3 separate regions of the Mus musculus genome follow, and all the other regions are linked to region 3. A link is a loop called in an ENCODE intact Hi-C map of the cell type or tissue named here. Cell type or tissue: gastrocnemius. All regions are shown on one strand. Region 1 overlaps Sae1 (SUMO1 activating enzyme subunit 1). Region 2 overlaps Sae1 (SUMO1 activating enzyme subunit 1). Region 3 has its middle 8.7 kb from the start of Ccdc9.

Region 1 (8,000 bases), 87 kb before region 3:
AAAACAAACTCCAAAGGTAATTGTTTTTATAGCTTAGGCTGGCTTTGAACTTGCAGAGATCTTACTTGTCTTAAGTGCTGAGATAAATACATGCATCATCACACATTGGCTCCCTAGGCATTTTTGGGGGGAGCATTTTTTGGGGGAGAGGTTTTAGAATTTTATGTTTTGACTTCTCTGTACGTTTTCCATGGTGTTGATGTGGATGCCAAAGGACAACTTTGTGAAGTCAGTTCCTTTATGTAGATTTTTGAGGTCTAAACTCAGGTTGCCAGGTGTCCCCCAGGCATTTGAGACAAGCACTTTACTTGGTGAGGCATCTTACTTGGGCTCCTTGAGCATTTTTTATTGAACTAAATAGGCTCCTTCCCAACTTGAAGCTTATGTTTTGATGGGGACTAAGAGCAATATTCATAAATAATAAAGTTCCATAGTGATAAGGCTCTAGGGTAGTGTCGTACATACACCTGACATTGCAGCACTTAGGAGGCTGAGGATGGAGGAGTGGGCTCAAAGTTAATCTTCAGTACAGAGTAGTTCAATGCCATCGTGAGTTGTACAGGGACACCTAACCTCAAAAACCAAAACACGGGCTGGTGAGATGGCTCAGTGAGTAAGAGCACCTGACTGCTCTTCTGAAGCTCCGGAGTTCAAATCCCAGCAACCACATGGTGGCTCACAACCATCCATAACGAAATCTGACACCCTCTTCTGGAGTGTCTGAAGATAGCGACAGTATACTTACATATAATAAGTAAATAAATACAATCTTAAAAAACAAAAACACTGTCAGGCATGGTGATACAAGCTTTGATCCTATCAGAGGCAGGCTAGGTCTACATAAACACCCCAATCAAACCAGAAAGCTGGACATTGTAATCCCAGTATTCAGGAGGCTGAGGAGGGAGGGAGACACCATATAAGCAAGATGTGTTAGTGCATGTCTGTAATCTTAGCCCTTGAAAGGTAAGTGCAGGAAGATCAGAAGTTCAAGGCCTTGGCATGGTGGCATATACCTTTATTCCCAGTGAGCTTTAGGCCACATGATCTACATAATGAGACCCTTACTTTTAAAGTGGGGAGGGTAGGACCGAGAGAGCAGCTCTTGGAAGTAGGGTCAGATTTCATTCCCCCTCAACCACGTGATGACTCACAACCACCTGTAACTCTGGTTGCAGGGAATCTGAAATCTTCTGGCCTCTGTGGGCACTGCGCATACATACATATGTGTATATGTGTTGCACATACATACACTCAGATGTGCACACATATAGAGTCTCTGAAGAAAAAAGGGAATGAATATACTTTATTATACTGAGACGTAAATGAGATAGCACATGTACAACTCCTATGCCCAGCAGACTTCAGTAGATTCTCTGTGATTAGACAAGTCTGAATATTAAGCAACAAAAGAAGGGAAAATATTAAGAGTGTTGAACCACTGACATGCCTAAGAGGTTTTCTGAGCAGTTATAGTTTCAGGGCCAGAGGTGGAATCCCGTGCTGGGTGTGTGTGTTTTACTTGGGTTAGAAATACTCCAGCTTCCCAGCCTACCCCAGCGGATGTTTGATTTTCCCTTTGAGACAGGGTTTCACTCTAACCCGAGCTGGCATCAGACGTGGAACAGTCCTCCTGCCCAGTGCTAGGAGAGCTGGCATCACAGGTGCAGAGAGATTTATAATCCCAGTGCTTCCAAGGTGGCTTCAGGAGGGCTAGGAGTTCAAGGCCAGCCTGGGCTACATGAGACTATCAAAAACAAAATAAGAAATTTCTGTTTTAAGCCTTTTCTCTCTGAGGATTTTAATAACGTAGCACAGTTAGCATAGAGGTTTATGTTTTGTTGGCTGAAATTTGACCTGTGCCTCATCTTCCGGATGCCACTTAAGCGTGGTGTTATGCTCTTTGGTGTATAGTTCAGTTGGTAAAGTGCTTGCTTAGCTTATACAGAGTCTTAGGTTCTGCTTCTTGCATTATATAAGAAAGGGCTCAGTAGCTGATGTCCATAATCTTTACCCTATCTCCCCCTCCTTAAAACAAAGCCAAAACAAACCCCACAAAGTTTACGGGCTATGGGCTTCTCTAGGAAAATGCTACTTTCCTAGAGAAAGTCTGATAACTAATGAATGAGTCACTTGTTTAAACTTGAGAGGTCAAGTAGGATCCTTTAATACCCCGGTCCTTTGTTGGGAGCAGCCTTACTTCCTGTGAAGAGAAGCTGGTTTGTCTTTAGCAGGTTAGCAGGTGAAAGAGTATAGAACGAAAAATAAAAGAGGATCCACAGGACTGATTTTCCACTAAGGTGGCAGAGAGACCATTCAAAGATTTGAACACTTGATAAAATCTAGCTTACATGTAAAGGGTTTGTCTGGGCTGGTCAGTGGCTAGAGCAAGGGCCTAGCATCTGAAGCCCTGAATTGTACCCAGTAGGTTAAACAAAGCATGTCTTTCCCCAACCTCCTGAGACAGGGTTTCTCTGTGTAGCCTTGGCTGTCTTGGAACTAGATCTGTAGACCAAGCTGGCCTGTAGACCAAGCTGGCCTTGAGTTCAGAGATCCTCCTGCCTCTGCTTCCCAAGTTCTGGGACTAAAGGTGTGTGCCACCATTGCCTGTCTCAAAATATGTCTTTGAAATGGGACAGTAGATTATAAGGGACAAGATGAAAGCATGGGGGCCAAATGCATTTCAGCAAGGTCTCCTATTACTCAGGTTGGCTTTATACTCGTGCTGATCACCTTGAACGACTGTTCCTCCTGTCTCTTGCCTCTCTCTCTCTCTCTCTCTCTCTGTCTGTCTGTCTCTGCAGTGATTGGATTATAGTTGTGTGCCACACACCATTTTTGCTGTGCTGGGGATGGAGCCCAGTATTTTGTGCTTGCTAGGCAAGTATTTTATCAACTGAGTTATAGCCACAGCTTCTCTGTTTTTATACTTTTAAGAAACAGAGTGTTGGGCTGTTGAGATGACTCAGTAACGAGCACTTACTGCTCTCAGGAGGTTGGTGTTCAGTCTCTGGAACCCACACGGCAGTTTACAGCTTCCTGGAACTCCACTTCCAGGAGATTTAGCCACTGTGGCTCTTGCACACATGTGCTGCACAGAGTTGTGTGCAAGCAAATACAACAAAAGAAATAATAAATCTTTTTATTTTTAAAGAAAGAAACAAGGTCTTGCTTTGTTCTTCCTGGGTTCAAGTGATGATCTTTCTGCCTCAGCTTCCAGCATAGTTGGAAGTGTATGTGCTTGCTTGCTTGCTCGCAGGTGCCTTTTATAGGTAAGAAGTGATGAGCACATGGCTAAGGTATATGTTGGGTAAGTGAAAGGATGTGTATGGTGTGCATACTTTTTTTTTTTTAAGATTTATTTATTATATCTACGCACACTGTAGCTGTCTTCAGACACACCAGAAGAGGGCGTCAGATCTCATGGATGGTTGTGAGCCACCATGTGGTTGCTGGGATTTGAACTCAGGACCTTTGGAAGAGCAGTCAGTGAGTGCTTCTAACTGCTGAACCATCTCTCCAGCCCCGGTGTGCATACTTTTTTCAACTTAAATAACGTGCCTCAGACAAACCTCACTGACTGCAATCATGTACTTATGTAGGATTGAATCCTAGAAGGGGAATTGCTACTTCAGAGAATATAAATAATAGCTACTTCATTAAGTGCTGACTGTGTGCCAGGTAGTGTTTTAAGCCTTTTTCATATAATTGAGCCATAAATAAGCTATGGTCTCTAGGGCCCTGGCATGAGGAGTTAAGATTAAAACATGATACTCATTTTTGATTGCTGCTAAATAAAGAGAGAATAGGGCTGGAGAGATGGCTCAGCAGTTAAGAGCCCTGACTGCTCTTCCGGAGGTTGTGAGTTCAAATCCCAGCAATCACATGATGGCTCACAACCATTCGTAATGAGATCTGATACCCTCTTCTGGGGTGTCTGAAGACAGCTACAGCAAGGCAATGGGGCCAGAGCGAGAAGAAAAAAAAAAGTATCTAAAGACAGCTGCAGTGTACTTAACATATAATAAATAAATAAATCTTTAAAAAAAAGACTAAATAAAGAAAGAATAGTTCCAGATCCCTCATTCCAAAGAGCTGGTTGTAGTGGCTGGGGGCTGGGGGACTGCAGAAGCCATGCAATAACCTGAGACTGGTCAGAGCCATTTCTCCCTTTTTATAAATATGTTCACAGAGTAGCCCTCTTTTTAGTGTTTCTAGTCATCTGTGTGGTGTTTTTTTTTTTTTTTTTTTTTTTTGAGACAGGGTTTCTCTGTCCTGGAACTCACTGTGTAGACCAGGCTGGCCTCGAACTCAGAAATCCGCCTGCCTCTGCCTCCCAAGTGCTGGGATTAAAGGCATGCGCCACCACGCCCGGTGGCTCTATGTGTGTGTTTTGAGACGGGGTCTCACTCTGTAACAGCTGGTCTGGAACTTTCTTTGGCCTGCTGGATTTATAGGTGTGGACCAGCTCTCCCAGCTGGCTCTCTGTACTTTTGATTCTCCTGTCTCACCCTCCTGAGCAACTGGGATGGCAAGCCTGCACCATTAGGACCGTTAGAGATTTTAAATATTGTTCCTGCAAGGGACGTTCTAGAGAGGTCATTCTCCCTTGAGTGTGCATGGTAGGAAGGGCCCCTGAGGTTGACAAGCTTGCTCTGAGGCTACAAAGCCTGACACCAGGATTTCAGTCTCAGGAGCCTAAGAAGTGGAAGAACAGAATGGATTCCAGTTTCCTCTGGCCTCCTCACATGTACATGCATGCATCCATACAAGATAAATAATAAAGAAGTTACAGAGGAAAGCTGTGTGTTCATTATTTTCTCGTTGCTGTGGTTTAAGTGTACAATCTGTACAGCCACAGTGGCAAGGATGTGAGGAAACTGGTGGAATTGCATCTCGTCAGCAAACAGGTGAACAGTTGGTGCTCTCTTTCCCACTCTTTTTAAACTTTATTATTTTGTTTGTTTTGAGACAGGGTCTAGGAAGTAGTTATGTAGACCAGGCTGTTCTTGAACTCACAGAGATCCACCTGCTACTGCTGCCTCCTGAGTGCTAAGAATTTTATTTATTATTGAATGTCTGTGACAGGTGGTATATATCTGAGCAGGTATGTATGGAGGTCAGGGAACATCTTTGTGGACTTGGTTCTCATTAACTTTCTGTAGCTTCTGAGAATGGAACTCATGTTCTCAGGCTTGAGTCTTCAGGCAACAAACATTTTTGCTTGTGGAACCTGAGCCAGCTTGCTGTCTTTTTTTCCTTTTCATTGAATGTGAGCCCACTCCATTGATTGTGCTGCCCACAGTCAGGGTAGGTCTGCCCTCTTTCATTGAACCTTTATATAATAAACACTGTCATAGAACATACCCAGAGCTGTGTGTACTGGTGATTCTAAATCTGATAAAGTCCACGGTGACTATTAACCTCCTCAGGCTCTGAAGAAATGGCTTTGGGGTGCGGGACTTGGAATGGGCCAGAGAGGAAGTGTGTTTACAGGCTGTGGAATGTTGTGATTGTCAAGTCTTGGTGAGTAGTAGTCTGATAATAGGTGGTCAGGCTAGTAAGGTAGTACAGACAAGTCCTGAACAACTCAGGATGAGCTGTAGATTTTATCAGCTGGGAATGTAGCGCAGGGGCTTGCCTTTCTTGCATACATGAAGCCCTGGGTTTGATCCTAGTATCAAATACATTAGGCAAGAAGGTACATACTGGAGGTAGAGGCAGGAGGGTCAAAGTTCAAGGCTATTCTCTGCTACATAGTTTTAGGGCCACCTTTGTATGTATGAGACCAAGTCTCAAACAATTCTTTTTGGGAGTAGGTGCTGAAAAAATCCAGATTCAAGTGTATGAATAGCTAGGCTTTTTATAATGAAGGTGGTAGAGTTTAAGAGAAGTTGACTAAGTCTATCTTAACACCCATGTCCAGTTTCTTACATGCCAGGTATTACTTCAGAGTATAGACAATGCTTTTGTTTGTGGTCCTGACAGGCTTGGAACTCAGTTCAAAGATGAAGGTGGCTTCAATTTTGCAGTAATCCTCCTGCATTTATCTGCCTTGTTTGTTTGGTTTTTGGTTTTTTGAAACAGGGTTTCTCTGTATAGCCCTGGCTATCCTGGAACTCACTCTGTAGACCAGGCTGGCCTCGAACTCAGAAATCCACCTGCCTCTGCCTCCCCAGTGCTGGGATTAAAGGCATGTGCCATCACTTCCTGGCGTTTTTTTGTTTTGTTTTGTTTGTTTGTTTGTTTTGGTTGTTCAAGACAGGGTTTCTCTAGTAGTCCTAGCTGTCCTGGAACTTACTCTGTAGTTCAGGTTGGCCTCCAGAGATCCGTCACCTGCCTCTGCCTCTTTAGTGCTGGGATTAAAGATGTGTACTATTGCTACCACCTTGCTTAAATATTACCTTTTAAATTATTTCTTTTGAGAGTATTAATTTCTACTACATAGCCATAAAGTTGGCTTTCATATGAACTAGTGTGGTGTGTGTAATCATGCCCTGCTGAGGTTTCTTTTTTTCCCTCCCTCCTTTAGAAAGGGTCTCATCGCCCAGGCTGACCTCAAGCAGAGTGACCTTGAGCTTCTGATCCATTGCTTGGCCTTATAGGACGCCACCATGTCCAGGTGGCCTCAAATTTCCCATCCTTCTTCCTTAGAATTTTAGATATGCACCCCAGACCCTGACGGCCATTGGGCTTACTACAGACTAAGTAAGCACTCACTGATCGTTGGAGAAGAGCCCCTGGTGTTCTCTGGGTGCTTTGTTTGATTTTTGTCTTATTTTTATTTATAGAGATCAACACAATTCCCCTGCCTGTTTTTGTTGTGCTGGGGTTGGTCTCAAGCTTACTAAGTCGTGGAGCAGACTCTGAACCTACCTACCCTTTATCCTGTCCTCACCTCTCCAGTGCTGCGGTCACAAGTGTGCACACCACCTCTCGCACACACCTTCTTATGCTTCCATGGGTTTTGCTTGTGTGCTCCAGATTAAATCATGGCTCTTCTTGCCAAGCTGGGGTTCTACTTAAAGCACTTGCCTGCTGTGGCTGGAGCCCCTGAGTTCAGTCCCCAATACCATAATAAATACACTTGTCCTCTTTGGTTATTATACTAGTCTGAGTGGCTGTGCACACATAACCACTCCAGACTTCTCTTACCTGTGGCGTCATCTTCTCATCCCATGGCTTCTAGTGCCCCCCAGAGCCCTCGTGCTGTGCTCCCCCCACCCCATTTTCATACTTCACATTTGTCCTTTCTATACCACTTCGCGGCCTCTTTGTTTTTGCTGTCTCTGAAAACAGTCAAGCCAGGCATTCTCCTTTCCCTTTTCTTTCTTCTTTCTTTCTTTCTTTCTTTCTTTCTTTCTTTCTTTCTTTCTTTTTTTGGGGGGGGGGGGGCTTCGAGACAGGGTTTCTCTGTGTAGCCCTGGCTGTCCTGGAACTCACTCTGTAGACCAGGCTGACCTTGAACTCAGAAATCCGCCTGCCTCTGCCTCCCAAGTGCTGGGCTTTTTTCTTTTTCTTTTTTTCTGAAACATGTTTTTTTGTGTAACAACCCAGGGTGTCCTGGAACTTGCTTTGTAGACCAGGCTGTCCTCTAACTCACAGAGATCGGTCTGCCTCTGCCTCCCAAGTGCTGGGACTAAAGGTGTGTTCCACCCCACCTAGCTTCAAGTATCCCCTTTTGAGCTTGTGTGTTTTCTATAGTTGGAATACTTTCTTTTCAGTTATCTGTATGTTGATCGGTTGTTTATTTTATTTTGATGAAAAATCACCTTCTCTGGGTTTCTTGTTGTGGAGACAAGGTTTTTGTAATCCAGTCTGGATGTGAACTTCCTGAGATCTCTCTCGCCTCAGCTTCCCAGCCATTCAGGTGACAGATACACTCCTTCAGAACGGTTTTCATCATTATGTAACACTTGTTCTTTAAAATTGCATCTTCCCTTGTCCTCTTTTTATTCGTTTATTTTGTGGTTCTGGAGAGCCATGCAGGACCTCATCCA
Region 2 (8,000 bases), 78 kb before region 3:
GCCTCCACCTCCTGAGTGCTGGGATTAAAGGCAGGCTTGCGCTTCTCCATGCCGGGCATGAGGCTGTTGACTATGTAGGGATTGGCTGGGAGCTTTCTGTGTAGACCAAGCTGATCTCAAACTCAGAGATCAGCCTGTCTTCTGCCTCCGGTGCTGAGATTAAAAGAATATGCCGTTGATTCTGGCATTTTTATTGCTATTGAAGTAGGATTTCGGTTAGTTCAAGCTAACTGAACAGGTGAAGGTGACCTTGAACTCTGATCTTGCCTCTACTCCCCAGTGCTGATTTTACAGACATGAGCCACCACACTGTTTATGAAGCACTGGTGGTCAAACCTACAGCTTCATTGCTTGCTAGACAGATAGCATTGCCAACTAGGCCATATCCCCATCTAAAAATTAAGTTAAATCTAAGAGGAAAGTGGTATGGTGATACATGCCTGTAATCCCAGCACTCAGCAGAGGCAGGAGGATTGCTGCAAATTTAAATCCATCCTGGGCTACATCGCAAAACTCTCATACATCAAACATTTAAAAAAGAAAGAAAATCTAAGAAAATACATATCTGTGAGCAGTCAGGACAGAAGATTTTTGTGAGACTACAGTGCCCTCTAGAGGCAGGAGCACATCTGGAGGAGGATTAGTGTATGTGCCACCAAGCAGTTATCTGGCTGTGGGGCTCATCCCAGATGTGTGAGGTGGCTCTGATGTCATGTCAGAAGAGTGCTAAGGGCTGTGAAGTGTTGGGAGGCATGGGCTGATTGTCTTCCTCTACTCACTTGGAGGGCCATAGTACCTTCTCCTTGAGTGTCCTCAACCCCAGCTACACTGTAGAGAACCTGGGCGGTGATACAAATATCAAAGCACTCCAGGATTTGGAGTTAGGTGTGGTTTATAATGGACTTTCTGTAGCCTAGTGCTACTCAGCTTAACTAGCCCAACTCCCATCAGATAAGTAAATACACTATGCTTTTCCTTCCCCAATTTCCCAGAGAACACCGTTGGAGGAGAAGGTATAAAGTTGTTTGGAAGGCTGTGAAATCATGTGGACTTGGCTATAGTCCCAGCTTCTACAACTGGACAATAGACTTCTCAGACTTTGTTTTCATTTAGATGGGGGTTTTAATGCCTGTCCCTTAGCATTTTATTTAGTCTACATTCACACATCTTAGAGCACTCCCTCAGGGACCCTGAAGTCTGCCGTTCACTGAATAAAAGGTGCTTACACTCTGGTTCTCATTCTCAAAGCATTATCCAGAAGCCATTCTGGCCTCCTTAACGCAGATTGTGATATGGAGACTTGGAGAAGTTTCCTAGGGTTCTGATCTGAGTTAAGGAGGTGCTTATCAAGTTGAAAGACTGCTTTGGCAAGGGATTTTTTTTTCCTTAAGATTTTATTTACTTATCATATGTAAGTACACTGTAGCTGTCTTCAGACACACCAGAAGAGGGCATTCAATCTCATTACAGATGGTTGTGAGCAGCCACTGTGTGGTTGCTGGGATTTGAACTCAGGACCCCCGGAAGAGCAGTCAGTGCTCCTAACCGCTGAGTCAGCTCTCTAGCTCTCCCTCCGGGCTGGCAAGGGAAGTTTTAAGAGGGTCTGCTAGAGCCCTCCAGGTGAATATTCATTAAACAGTTTCAAAGAAAATGAGAAGGCAACCTGAGCAGCCTTGGCCTCTATCACCAATCAAGATGGCCTCATTATTGAAGGTGATCGGGACTCTAGATCTTCAAGGTGTGTTTGAGTGTATCAGTAATCACTGCATCAATTGTTGACTCAAGATGTAGGATGAGAAACCACTTTACAAGTGTGTTAGGTACTGTAGATGAGAGGTGAGATGTCGGGAAGTGCGCTGGTATGAGGAACAGGAGAATCTGCTGGCCCATACATGCATGAACTCAAAGCCAAGAAGAGATATAGGAGATGATTTCACTTTCTTATTCTCAGAATTACTTGAGTTCTGGGACCTGCCACCATCTGCTCGGTAGTAAATGGAGGGAAAGGAGGTTAGGTCCTGGTTACTTGTGGCCTCCGTCTTGGCAAGGAGTCCAGGTCCTTGCCCTTAGCCAGCTTACTGCAGGGCTACATGCAGGCCAGGAATCCACGTGAAGACAAGGTTTTGACTTGGGCGATTAATGTGTTGTTAATGGCTTATCTCCAAAAGGTGGTAGATAAGAACACTCAGTGATGAGGTCTGGTGGGTCTCCAAGAAGCTGTGACTTTAATAGACTGAGGTGGATGGCTGGAAGGCAGTCTGCACCAAGAGTGACTTGAGAAATGACGCCAACTTTTGGTAGAAATTAAAAGCATAAGTGAGCTTGTTTTGGAACTATACAGAGTGAAGTGAATGGACCCTGAGATGGAATCTTGCACACAGCTTTACTTCACAGGGCCTATGGAGACTACAGTGTCTATCAATAGAAGAGAAGAGCCAGGATCTGAGCTCAGGGTAGCAGCATATTACCTGTGGAATGATGAGTGTCTATACTGTTTCTATACACTTAAGCAATACAGTCAGTGATTGAACCAGGATTTGAATCTAACCAGAATGGTGTAGAGCCGTTCCCCATAATCTCAGACTTATGCCTTCCAATAGGGAATGAGATCCCAACAGCATGTGGTGACTGAAAAGCATAATACTGGTTGGAAAAAATGCCACCCCTTTTTATTTTTTATTTTTCCTTTTTATTATTAATATTTTTTCAAGACAGGGTTTCTTGCCAGGCATGGTGACACATGCCTTTAATCCCAGCACTTGGGAGGCAGAGGCAGGCAGATTTCTGAGTTCCAGGACAGCCGGAGCTATACAGAGAAACACTGTCTCGAAAAACCAAAAGAAAAAAAAAAGGACAGGGTTTCTCTGTAATAGCTCTGGCTTTCCTGGAACTAGTTCTCTGTAGACTAGGCAGGCCTCAAACTCAGAGATCCACCTGCCTTTACCTCCTGTGTTCTGGGATTTAAGGCATGTGCCACCAACTCCTGACTTGGCCCATTTTCTTGATACTGAGAAAGAACGTGTCCTTTGGATAGTTGGTAGGTGCCTGGGGAGGGACAGTGGGGGAGATGACTTAACTTCCCCTGAACCTAGTTCTGGTGAACTCATTTGCTAAGTTAAATGTTTTGTGTATGAAATACTTTTGAGTGATATGGATGGAGTCTACTTGGTAGCTCTGGTCTCTGGGGCTCTGCTGACATATCTACCCTTAATGAAAAAGTCAATTACTCTGCTTGCTTCCATGTCCTTCTGGGCTGGGGGTGGAGATTCTTCCAATTCAGGGACGGTCCTTTGTGTGCTAGGGAATCAGTTTACTGCTGAGAACTAGTAATCACTCAGTAGCAGTTAAAAATCTACCCAACTTTAAGTAGAGGAAACCTTAAACTTTGCTTGGAGAGTTTCCCATGTAAACACAAGAGGGTGCTCTTTAACTATCGATGGCCAGCTTTAAACTGTAGTGTGGTACAGCCTCAGAAGAAAGAACAGTCAGCTATCTTAGGGTTTCCATTGCTGTGATGAATACTGTGACCAAAAGCAGCTCAGGAAAGCAACATTTTATTTCAGCTTCAACTTTGAGGTCATCCCATGACTGAAGGGAATTAGGACAGAAATGTGGAGGCAAGGGCTAAGACGGAAGACATGGGGAACACTGTTTACTGGTGTGCTTAGCTTTCTTACTTAGACAGTCAGGGACACCTGCCCAGGGATGCCACTACTTATAGTTAACTGGGCCCTCCTATATTTTTGTTTTGTTTTTGTTTGTGGTTTTTGTTTTTGTTTTTGACAGGGTTTCTCTGTGTAGCTTTAGTTGTCCTGGAACTCACTCTGTAGACCAGGCTGGACTCTACCTGCCTCCTCTGCCTCCCAAGTGCTTGGATTAAAGGCATGTGCCACCACTGCCTGGCAATTAACTAATATTTTAATGGATTTGTTTGTTTGTTTGTTTGTTTGTTATATGTAAGTACACTGTAGCTGTCTTCAGACACACCAGAAGTGGGTATCTGATCTCATTACAGATGGTTGCGAGCCACCATGTGGTTGTTGGGATTTGAACTCAGGACCTCTAGGAGAGCAGTCAGTGCTCTTAACTGCTGAGCCAGCTTTCCAGCCCCCTACATTAATTATTAATCAAGAAAATGCCCCCACAGATTTACCTATAAGCAATCTGATGAAGGCATTTTCTCACTTTGGTTTTCCTCTTCCCAAATAATTCTAACTTGTTAAGTTGACCTCCAAAAAACCTAACATATCACTAACTACAACTTTTCCTTTCTGACTTGTCCTGAATAAGACACTAAACGGTCTTTTAAAAAAATTCAAGCACTTTAGCAGTTCAGTCTCTCTAAAGATTTATTTTTATGTATATGAGTACCCTATAGCTTTGCTGATGGGTGTGAGCCTTCATGTGGTTGTTGGGAATTGTATTTAGAACCTCTCCTCGCTCTGGTTGGCCCTGCTCTCTCAGACCCAAAGATTTATTTATTATTATACATAAATACGCTGTTGCTGTCTTCAGACACTCCAGAAGAGGGCGTCAGATCTCCTTACAGATGACTGTGAGCCACCATGTGGTTGCTGGGATTTGAACTCAGGACCTTCGGAAGAGCAGTTGGTGTTTTTACCCACTGAGCCATCTCACCAGCCCCCCCTGTTCAGTCTCTTTAAACATCCAGAATACCTTTCAAGGTTTTTCTAAAACACCCAAGTCTCTCAACTAACTGTGGGCTTCTGCAAATTAAAAAAAAAAGTGTTTTCTTACTCTTTTTTTTTTTTTTTTTTTTTTTTTTTAGATATTTTCTATATTTACATTTACATTTCAAATGTTATCCCCTTTCCTAGTTTTCCCTCTGAAAATCCTCTATCCTCTCCCCCTCCCCCTGCTCACCAACCCACCCACTCCCATTCCTGGTCCTGGTCTTCCCCTACACTGGGGCATAGAACCTTCATAGGACCAAGAGCCTCTCCTCCCATTGATGATGGACAAGGCCATCCTCTGCTACATATATAGCTAGAGTTTCTTACTCTTAAGAGGAAAAACCTGAGCACAGTCAAAGTCCAGCAGTGTGAACCTTGGTGTCAGACGCCTGTGACTCAGGATCTTCTGGGCTCCAGAGATCTTGAAGAGCTCCATTCCACAGCTACTTCTGCCTTTGGTACTAGCTTCTCCAAGTGCTGGCATCTCTGTGGCAACTGGGCTGAATCTTCACCACAGGCCTCTTTTGGGCTTTCTTCAGGCACTCTGACCCTGCAGTACCTCAGCTGCTCTTCATGACTCCTTTGGCTGCTATCATAAGGTACAGTCTTGGCCCTCTCTGGACCAAGCTTCTGTGTGCTGACCCTGAGCAAACATTTCCTTACAAGATTTTGCCTCAGTGATGCTGGCTGATCTTTTGTTTTGTTTGTTTTGTTTTGTTTTGTTTGAGACAGGGTTTGTCTATATCCTTGGCTGTCCTAGAGCTAAGCAGACTCAGATCCATTTCTGTCTCTCAAGCACCAGGATAAAAGACATGCATCGCTACGCCCAGCTGCCTGTTTCTTTCTTTTTGTTTTTGTTTTTTGTTCTTTGTTTTTTTTTTTTTTTTTTTTTGATTTTTCAAGACAGGGTTTCTCTGTGCAGCCCTGGCTGTCCAGGAACTCACTCTGTAGACCAGGCTGGCCTCGAACTCAGAAATCCGCCTGCCTCTGCCTCCCCAGTGCTGGGATTAAAGGTGTGTGCCACCACGCCCGGCTGCCTATTTCTTTTTTTTTTTTTTTTTTCTTTTTTTTTGGTTTTTTGAGACAGGGTTTCTCTGTATAGCCCTGGCTGTCCTGGAACTCACTTTGTAGACCAGGCTGGCCTTGAACTCAGAAATCCGCCTGCCTCCGCCACCACGCCCGGCTGCCTATTTCTTTCTTAATCACAGCTGATTCTTTAGCGCCATTGACAGTATCAGTATTGTCTCAACAGAGCAAAGGTTGCATTTTACTGGTTCCAGTCTCCTAGTAATCACAGCCAACTCTTCAACTCCATCTTACCAGAACTTCAAATTTGTAACTCAGAATATCACTTACATGGCCCTGATAGAGTTCCTTTGCTTCCTTTCGAAACTTCACAAGACAGGCCTCTTATCGTCTGCACTGCTCTCAGCATTCTTACCTATGAAACCTCCACAGAGCAGCCCATTACGTTCTGAGCCCTCTGGCTTTTCTGGCCTTAAGTCCCAAATACTTCCACAATCCTCCCCCAAAACAGCATGAACAATGTGATTAGGTTTGTACCAGTTTTTGTCTGAGAGTTTTTCTTTTTTCTTAAATTATGTATTTTATTTATGAGTATACTGTCACTGTCTTCAGGCTCCCAGAAGAGTGTGCATTGGATCTCATTACAGATGGTTGTGAGCCACCATGTTGGTTGCTGGGAATTGAACTCAGGACCTCTGGAAGAGCAGTCAGTGCTCTTGACCACTGAGCCAGCTCTCCAGCCCTGTCTGAGAGTTTCTGTTGCCTTGATAAAACACTTGACAAAAAGCAATTTGGTGAGGAAAGGGTTGGTTGGTTTGGTCCCAAGTCCATTGAGGGGAACAAAGGTAGGAACTGAAGCAGAAGCCATGGAAATGTGTTTCCACATCAATCATTAATCAAGAAAATGCATGGTAGACCTGTCCATGGGCCAGTTTGATAGAGGCGGTTTCTCAGCTGAAGTTTCCTCTTTTCTAGATTATTCTAGATTGTGTGAAGTTAACAAAAACTAGCCACGACTGAAGTGTAGCCAGGCTGAATTCTGTAGGGATGATAACAATTGGTTGTGGGCATTTTAGCATCCTTATATAGTCTAGATGTCTTTACATTGATGGATTTACATTTCAGAAAGACTCCAAGAATTAAGGAGAACTTTTTTTCCCTAGGTATCTCCAGAAGACCCTGGAGCTCAGTTCTTGATTCAGACTGGGTCTGTGGGCCGCAATAGGGCCGAGGCCTCTTTGGAACGAGCCCAGAATCTCAATCCCATGGTGGATGTAAAGGTGGACACTGAGGATGTAGAGAAGAAGCCAGAGTCCTTCTTCACGAAGTTTGATGCGGTGAGTTTCCTAGTATTGAGCCTGTTGGGAGAGTCAAGCAGGTTGAAGTAGTAGTGGAAGTTCAGTATGGAGTCATACCTCTAACCTCTAACCCTAGTGTTTGGGAGCCAAAGGTGGGAAGGAGGCCAGGACTATGTAACGAGATTAACTGTAGGTGTACAAGGGCTTTCAAATCACACACTCTGAACTTTTACCCCATCTGTGTCTATAAACTGATGTCTTCTTTAGGCTTGACACATTGTATATGTGTTTCTGAGTAGGTCCAGTCTATTAGACCTATTGTGGTTGTTTGTGAGGTGCCTGCTGTCTTCTGTGTCTGGGCTTCTGTTATCTGAGTCTAGGTTTCAGCATTAGTGTTTATCTTCCTTCAGAATCTTTGCTCATCATCACTTCTCGGTCTTTTGGCCAAGAGCAGAATCTTTGCTCTTGTGTTCTGGAAATTTAAGTTGCTGATTAATTTTGTTGCCAGCTGCACTTATTAGATAGAAGTATCAAGCTACAGCTTATGTTTTGTGTTCAGGAAGGAAGCAGCAAACATCCCTAGCCAAGCTTGGTAGCATTTGCCTATAATCCCGACATTAGGCAAATGGAATTAGGAAGGAATAAGAGATCAAGACTGAGTTTGAGGCCAGTCTGGGCTACATAAGGTTTTGTTTTTGAAGACAGTTTCTCTGTAGCTCTGGCCATCCTGGAACTTGCTCTATAAGACCAGGCTGACCTTTGGAGATTTGCATGGTGCTGCACTTAAAGGCATGCACCCCCACCTCCTTGCTTTGTCTTAAAAAACAGATAACTAACAGCCAACACATCTGTGCTCAGTGTGTCTGTGCCTTTTATATATATATATATATACACACACACACACACACAAACAATCACTTTGGCCATGGAATTGTCAGTGATACACCAAATGCTGCATGTAGAACTCACATCATCTATTCTC
Region 3 (8,000 bases):
CCCAAGCCACAGCTGGAAGGTCCCATGGAGTTGGTCTTAGGAAATTAGCCACCGAATATACCCCTTCCATAAAGAGACCCTTTCAGGGTGACCCCAGGAAGGCAGGGAGTGACTCTACCCGTGCCCTGAAAAGAATTCAGAGTACTGGCTGTGGAAAACAAGTCGCAAGACTTTACAGAAGAGAAATTCAGCTATGGCCTCACAAAAACAGTGGTACACCAGATATGCTGATGCTGCCCTGCCATCCCAGCACCCCAGAGACTGAGGCAGGAGGATTGCTAAGGGTTTGAGGCCTTCCTGTGCCACATAGCAAAACTTTCTCAAAAATAGAACGGCGGCGACACCCTCCCCCCAACACACACAATGGACTTCTGGAGTCATAAAAACAAGGACATCACCAGGCATGGTACCTCATGCCTTCATTTCAACCCTTGGGAGGCAAAAGCAGTGACAAGAGGATCTCTGTTAAGTTCCACGCCAGCACGGTCTGTGCAGAGAGAGGGAGGTAGAGGCAGGAGGGTCATGAGTTCAAGGTTATCTCTGGGTACATAGTAAGTTTTTAGGCCAGCCAGACTTGCATTTTGAGAACCCTTCTCAAAACCTAAAACAACACAAGGAGAAAAAAAAAAAAAAAAAAAAAAAAAGTCAAGGCCATGAGCCAGAAATGATGGTGCACACCAGTGTCCCAGTACTTGGACGGTGGAGGCAGGAGGACCAGAGATTCAAGACCAGCATGGGCTTTGTAGGAAGTTCAAGGATAACCTGAGCTACAAAATAAGTAAATAAGTATACAATCCCTTCTCCACAGGGACTACTAGCCCCAAGAGACAAGGTCTGGAGTCCCCTTCCAAAGGGAGCCAGACTGGGGATGAGGCTCAGTTCACAGAGGGCTTGCCAGGTGTTTGTTTGTTGGTTGGTTGATTGGTTTTTCGAGACAGGGTTTCTCTGTGTAGCCCTGGCTGTTCTGGAACTCACTCTGTAGACCAGGCTGGCCTCGAACTCAGAAATCCGCCTGCCTCTGCCTCCGGAGTGCTGGGATTAAAGGCGTGCGCCACCATGCCCGGCTTTGCCAGCTGTTTGTGAGTCTGAGCTCCACCCACAGCACTCTATAAAGCTGGGTAGAGTGGTCCATACCTGTCATACCAAAAATCGGGAGGTAGAGGCAGGACAGTCATGAGTTCAAGGTTACCTCTGGCTATACAGTATGTTTTTGAGGCCAGCTTGAATTATATGAGACCTTATTTAAAACGAAACAAACCAAACTGGGTCCGTATATTCGTGAAAGGTCAGGCAGGCAGGCATGTCTGAATGGTCTTTTGAAAATGAAGACCCACATCTCACCGCACAGGACATAGGAACTGGGGTTCTTGGGAAACAGACCCTCCGATGTCTTGGGGGAACTCCCAGCCTCATTCAGCATATTGGTGCTGATAGACATGTCCCCCTCCCACCCCCATAAGTCATTAGACTTCAGGTGTCTGGTTCATCCATGTGGTCACATGCCCATCCTTGAGGCACAGACCTGTACTCTTTTCTCTCCTGTAAGCACTTGTTCCCCGGGGTACAGCTTGGTGATCTCCCAGAACCAAGGGGAACCTGACATTGCATTTATTGTGTCCTCCTTAGCACTCAATCTATCCCAGGCCTCAGTCAGAGAGAACGGATCAAGCCCTTAGCATGAATGTGGGGAGCACCTGGGGGGTGCTTCATACTTTAGGACTGAGTAGATAAGGGGATTCATGCCTGTAACACCCAGGAGGGTGAGGCAGGAGGATTGCCAAGAGTTCCAGGTTGGACTGGGCTGCAGAGTGAGAGCCTGTTTTCATAAAAACACAAGCAAGCAGAGCCCAGTTATACATGTCTGTATTCATTCCCAGCTACTTGAAAAGCTGAGGCAGGAGAATAGAAAATTTATGGTTTATGTGTGTATGGACTTCAGAGTAACTTCAAGGCCAGCCTGGGTGATTTAGTGACAGTTCTGTCCTTAGGGGGTAACTGTCTAAAAGTTAAAAAAAAAAAAAAAATTAAAAAATAGTGTGGATGTTGCTCAGTGAAGGATTCCTAGCCTAAGTGTGGGTGAGGCTCTAGGCTGCATCCCCAGCACTGCAAACAAACAAACAAACCCAACACCAAACACAAAGCAGCAAGTGAGCATTAACAAAAAGACCTCAAGCCTAAAAGATCCAGAAGTCTGCTACCACCGATCCAGGGCTGGAAGCCCCCAGTCTCCGGGGACACTGATACGCACTCTTAAGTCACTTTAGAGAGGCCCAGATTCCTTAGTCCCCACCCCAGGGACATCGAAGGCGCCGAGCCTTCAGCTCCAGACCCCAGCTCTAGTCCTCGGCGGAGCTCAGGTGCGGCCCGCCCCTTCCCTGGTACCTGGGGGGGAGGGGGCGGAGACTAGGATTACTCAGCCTCCAGAATGAGGCGATGACATCATCCTGGGGGGGGTGACTAATGGCCGCACGAGGGGGAGGCGGGGAAGTTTACCCGGTAACAGCGGCAGCCGCTTGGCCCCGCCCCCAGGAAGTGCAGGAAGGGGGAGGAACTGCACCCAAATACACAAACACAAGTCCTCCCTGCATCCCTCCCCCCAGCATCCCACGTGCACTTAGCTTCCATGGACCAGAGCAGGAATGATATGTGTGTTTATATGAGTGACAATTTCCTCTAGGCGTGTGGCCAGAGTGTTAGGGAGTTGTTCTATGAAAGTGATCGTGTCAGGGGGCTAGTGTGTCAGTGTGATGGTCCCTGTCAGCACGCTAAGTATGGTGATATGTGCGTGTCAGGCTGTTGCAACAAATAGTTGAGTCCTTGGGCTATTATAAGAGTCCTTGGGATGCTTTTCTGTGAAAAGTGTGCAGATATAAGCAGTAGGCTGGCATGTGTCAATGCTATGGCTCCTGTGTGGGGTTATTTGTGTGACACTGGGATTGTGTCACAGCCATGGAGGTGTGTGTGGATGTGTTGTATTTCTGTACTGATGTCAGTGTGTCTCTCTGATGGTGTCTGCCACGCCAAGCACCAGTAGTACTGTGTGCATATCATAGTAATGGGTGTGTTTACATGCCCCACACTGCCACCAAGCATACACATTATCTATACAATGCCATGTGTCATTGTGAGTATGTCACTGTGGTTGTGTCTGAAGATTGGGTTGCCTGTCCCTGGGACTGTGCACACATCAGTGACATTATGCTGATTATAAATCTCCCTCGAGTGTGGTTGTGAAGTGTGTGTGTGGGCTTATGGTTGTGCCACTGTCACTTGTGACAAGGCCATTGTGTGTCAGTGTAGTGGTATGTGTGAACTGTGCATTGCTTTACTGACTTCAAAAAGATGTGTAGTGCTTCCCGGGGCTGTGTGTGTCTGTGTCTTGGGATTGTGTATGCCTCTAGGTGTGTGTGTGTGTGTGCGTGTGTGTGAGTGCCTGTGTGTGTGTGTGTGTGTGTATGTTAGTGGGTCTATGTATGTTTGTGTATATATTCATCTATGGTGTGCATGTATACATATACATGTGTATATGCGTGTGCATAGGTATATGTGTGTGCACATGTAAGTTTATATGCGTGTATATGTGTGAACATTTGTGCATATGTGTGAATATTTGTGTATATCTGTGCTGTGTGTACACGTGTGTGAATGTGTTTCTGTATGCGAATGCAGATAAGGGTGCATGCGTGTGTATGAATGTGCGTACATGTGGGTGTGGGACGGTCTCCGTGTGTGTGTTGCCGTGTAGAAGAACTCCGCGTGTCCGCGGGACAGTGGTGGCGCGCGCCACCGGGCCTGTGTCAGCGGCTTCCTGGGTGTGGGAAGGTGCGCGTGTCTCCAGGCCTCCTGCCCGAGAACAGCTGCGCCGCTCTCTGATTGGCTGCAGCCTCGCCAGTCAGAAGCTCCGGAATCCTGCGGTAATTTGGTAACTTGGTAACTGGCCCGCGCCGCCGCGGGGCTGGGGGGCTGGGCGGGCCCACGACGCGCCCCATCCCGCAGGGCTGGTCCCTACGGTCCCCACCGCGCCCATAGCCTGTCCTGCCTCAGCATCCTTGCCACTTGCTTGGTTCCTGTTGCCGGGGTCTCTTCCTTTTATTGTCTCTCGTGTCCCACCTCTCTTCCATCTGTTTTGACTTGAACCTGCTTTCTGTCTCTCCAACGTCCGCCTCAATTTCTGTCTTTGTCGCTCACAAAAGTCTTTCTCATTCATGTCTCTCCTTTCCTTCCTCCCCACCTCTCTTTCTCTCCATCCCACCGCTAGGCTCCGAATTCACTTTCTTTTTTATTTTGCAAGAAACACCCACTTTGTCCTCGACCCTCCCCTCAGGCCCAGGGTTCTGGCAGCAGGCCCCATACAAGGCAGACTTCAGGAAGGACTTCCCGCCCTGGTTCCAAACCAGAGCGTTATCGCTCGGGCCAGGCGGAGGCCGGGCCGCCCCGTGGCTTCCGGAGGCGCCCGGGCGGGATGAGCTCACTGCAAGTTGGCTAGGATTTCATCAGCTTCCTCTGCCTGAGTTGCCCCCGCGCTGGTCCTGCGCCGCCAATCCATCGTGCGCTTGCTGCCCCCTAACGGCCAAAGATGAAAGCGCAGGGTTCTCAGACCACGCAGAGGAACCTGAAGTTCTCACAGCAACTCCAGGACTTAGACCTGGTTCTGCAGTTCTGGAGCTCGAACCCAGGGCCACTGAGATGAACTACGGACCCTGAATTGACTGTGTATATGGTTGAGGGTTTCTGTGTATGTGTGTGTGCGCGCGCTTTTGCAAATGTATTCAGGACTTCACACATCCTAAGTTCTTATACATTTAATTATATCCCCAGCCCATTAAAAACTTAAAAAAAAAAAAATTGTGTGTAAGGGCTGGAGAGATTGCTCAGTGGTTAAGAGCTCTGGCTTATCTTTCAGAGTTGTTGTCCCAGGATCCACAAGGCGGGCTTCATTTTAAACTCCAGTCCTATGGTATCTGATGCCCCTTTCTGGCTGCTGTCGGCACTGCACACATGGTATATATTGTAGGGAAAAATATTGCACAGACAGAAAATAATAAATGCTCTTAAAAAAAAAAAAGGTGGTTCATGCCTTTGTCCCAGCACTAGGGAGGCAGAAGCAGGTGGATCTCTGAGTTCGAGGCCAGCCTGGTCTACAGAGTGAGTTCCAGGACAGCCAGGGTTACACAGAGAAACCCTGTCTCATCAAGAAAAACCTAAATAAATAAATAAATAAATAAATAAATAAATAAATAAATGTGTGTATCTATGTCTCTGTGCATATGACCAGGAGATGGGGTTACATTCCCTGGGGTTGGAGTTACAGGCCATAGTGAGCTGCTCGTTGTAGGTGGTGGGAGCCAAATTCTCAGGTCCCAACCCAGGAGCCATTCCTCCAGCCCATTCTCAGCTTATTTGTACTTTTTTGTTTACTGGCAGGGTCTTTTTTTGTTTTTGTTTTTGTTTTTTCGAGACAGCATTTCTCTGTATAGCCCTGGCAGTCCTGGCACTCACTCTGTAGACCAGGCTGGCCTCGAACTCAGAAATCCACCTGCCTCTGCCTCCCAAGTGCTGGGATTAAAGGCTTGCGCCACCTCGCCCGGCTTCAGGGTCTTCTTCTTAAGCTGCCTTTGAGCTCACTCAGTATCGCCTGCTTGCCGTGTGGGACTGAGCAACTGCTAGATCCTTGTACTTCCATTCACAGCTACTACTGACCATTGTTGGGAATTGGACTGCAGACTGTAAGTCATCAATAAACTCCTTTACTATGTAGAGACTATCCATAAGTTCTGTGACTCTAGAGAACCCTGACTAAACAGAAGTTGGTACCAGGAGTGGGGGTATTGCTGTGATAGGCCTGACCATGCTTTTATTTGAAAGAATGTGGATTTTGGGACTTTGGATTTGGAAAGCAGTGGAATGCTTTAAATGTGGCTTAATGGGTCATCCTAGTAGGAATATGGAGTAATTTGAACTGTGTTTAAACTGTGTTGGCCTAAGAGATTTCAAAAGAGAAGAATTTCAGTATGTGGCATAAAGAGTGTTTTTGTGGTATTTTGGTGAAGAATGTGGCTACTTTTTGCCCTTGTCTGAAAAGACTGCTTGAGGCTAAAGTGAAGAGACTTGGACTAATTGCATTAATTGCATTGACAAAGGAAGTTTCAAAAATGCCCAGCAGAGACTTTGTTCTCTGGTTAAGTCTTATGAAGAGAAATTTGAACAAGCATAACAAGCATAGAAAGGAAAAATATAAAATATATGGTTGGAGTATTAAAGGCATACCAAGAAGTGAAATGGAGCAAAATCCTGTGTTCTAGGAGAAATGTTGTTTTTTTTTTTTTTTTTTTTCTAAGACTTGCCTTGGTCATGGTGTCTGTTCACAGCAGTAAAGCCCTAACTAATACACTGACCTTGAAGTTTCAATCCTCTTGCCTCAGCTTCTCCAGTTTCTCGGACCCCAGTACTACCTTGCCCCGATCTGCTCTGTTTTTGTTTTTGTTTTTCAAGACAGGGTTTCTCTGTATAGCCCTGGCTGTTCTGGAACTCACTCTGTAGACCAGGCTGGCCTCGAACTCAGAAATCCACCTGCCTCTGCCTCCTGAGTGCTGGGATTAAAGGCGTGTGCCACCACTGCCCGGCTGACTTTTTTTTTTTTTTAAAGATTTATTTATTATTATATGTAAGTACACTGTAGCTGTCTTCAGACACACCAGAAGAGGGAGTCAGATCTTGTTATGGATGGTTGTGAGCCACCATGTGGTTGCAGGGATTTGAACTCTGGACCTTCGGAAGAGCAGTCGGGTGCTCTTACCCACTGAGCCATCTCACCAGCCCTGACTTTTTATATATAACTTTCAACCATGCCTTTAAATTTGGTATAAGTTCCAGGCTCCAGGAAGTCTGCTTGGATCTGCTGTAGGTCATTTTACTGTCAAATAAACGATCCAGAAATTTGTGTGTTTGGAAGCAATAATGATGGTGCATACCTATTGAGAACCTATAGTTTGCTTTACCTTTAATTTGTATCTATCCATTTATTTATTGAGACAGGGTCTCACTATGTAGCCCTGGCTGGCCTGGAACACTCTGGGTTAAAAAGACTGGCCTCAAACTCACAGAAGTCTGCCTGCCTCTGCTTCACCAGTGTTGGCATTATAGGTGTTTGCTACTACACCCTGCCTATGTGCTCTTTGCAGCAAACTTACAGATTGTTTACTGCAAAACATGTGTGGCTAATAAAAACATTGCATATTTCAGATACTTAAATGAGAAAAAGGTGAATATTCTTGACATAAAGAAATGATAAGGGGGCTGGTGAGATGGCTCAGTGAGTAAGAGCACCCGACTGCTCTTCCAAAGGTCCAGAGTTCAAATCCCAGCAACCACATGGTGGCTCACAACCATCCGTAACGAGATCTGACGCCCTCTTCTGGTGTGTCTGAAAACAGCTACAGTGTACTTACTTACATATAATAAATAAATAAAATCTTTAAAAAAAAAAAAAAAAAAGAAATGATAAAAGCCGGGCATGGTGGCACACGCCTTTAATCCCAGCACTCAGGAGGCAGAGGCAGGCGGATTTCTGAGTTAGAGGCCAACCTGGTCTACAAAGTGAGTTCCAGGACAGCCAGGGCTATACAAAGGGCTGAGATGGCTCAGTGGGTAAGAGCACCCGACTGCTTTTCCATGGTGGCTCACAACCACCTGTAATGAAACCTGACTCCCTCTTTTGGAGTGTCTGAAGACAGCTACAGTGTACATTACATGTAATAAATAAATAAATAAATAAATAAATCTTGGGGGGAAAAAGGGGGGGCTGCAGAGATGGCTCAGTGGTTAAAAGCACTGACTGCTCTTCCGAAGGTCCTGAGTTCAAATCCCAGCAACCACATGGTGGCTCACAACCATCTGTAATGAGATCTGACGCCCTCTTCAGGTGCATCTGAAGACAGCTACAGTGTACTTAGATATAATAATAAATAAATCTTTTTTTTTTTTTTTAAAGAAAGAAATGA

The links. Hi-C counts contacts between places; a loop is a spot of excess contacts. Peaks named below come from ENCODE experiments on the same cell type or tissue, not always from the same donor. Only the 100,000 strongest peaks of a DNase experiment are listed, where the experiment ranks them.
Region 1: a loop joins it to region 3, with 5 times the contacts of the local background. A loop is called at or near these places in 21 of 42 quality-filtered maps.
Region 2: a loop joins it to region 3, with 15 times the contacts of the local background. A loop is called at or near these places in 20 of 42 quality-filtered maps.

The regions. Positions count from the first base shown.
Region 1 is chr7:16,378,806-16,386,805 of GRCm38, reverse strand. The region is part of intron 1 of Sae1 (SUMO1 activating enzyme subunit 1); the gene reads left to right. Among named protein-coding and RNA genes, the nearest start is that of Sae1, 5.1 kb to the left of the region's middle. In gastrocnemius, no CTCF peak of the experiment used is centred here; no DNase peak of the experiment used is centred here.
Region 2 is chr7:16,369,344-16,377,343 of GRCm38, reverse strand. Sae1 (SUMO1 activating enzyme subunit 1) reads left to right here. Exons shown (of 9, transcript NM_019748.3): 3 at 6,884-7,057. Among named protein-coding and RNA genes, the nearest start is that of Sae1, 15 kb to the left of the region's middle. In gastrocnemius, CTCF peaks have their summits at 628 (motif pointing left), 3,413 (motif pointing right) and 4,490 (motif pointing right); a DNase peak (open chromatin) is centred at 624; H3K27ac peaks cover 221 bases.
Region 3 is chr7:16,291,498-16,299,497 of GRCm38, reverse strand. No RefSeq gene overlaps it. Among named protein-coding and RNA genes, the nearest start is that of Ccdc9, 8.7 kb to the right of the region's middle. In gastrocnemius, CTCF peaks have their summits at 2,550 and 4,559 (motif pointing left); DNase peaks (open chromatin) are centred at 2,462, 3,888, 4,516 and 4,975; H3K4me3 peaks cover 2,434 bases; H3K27ac peaks cover 3,756 bases.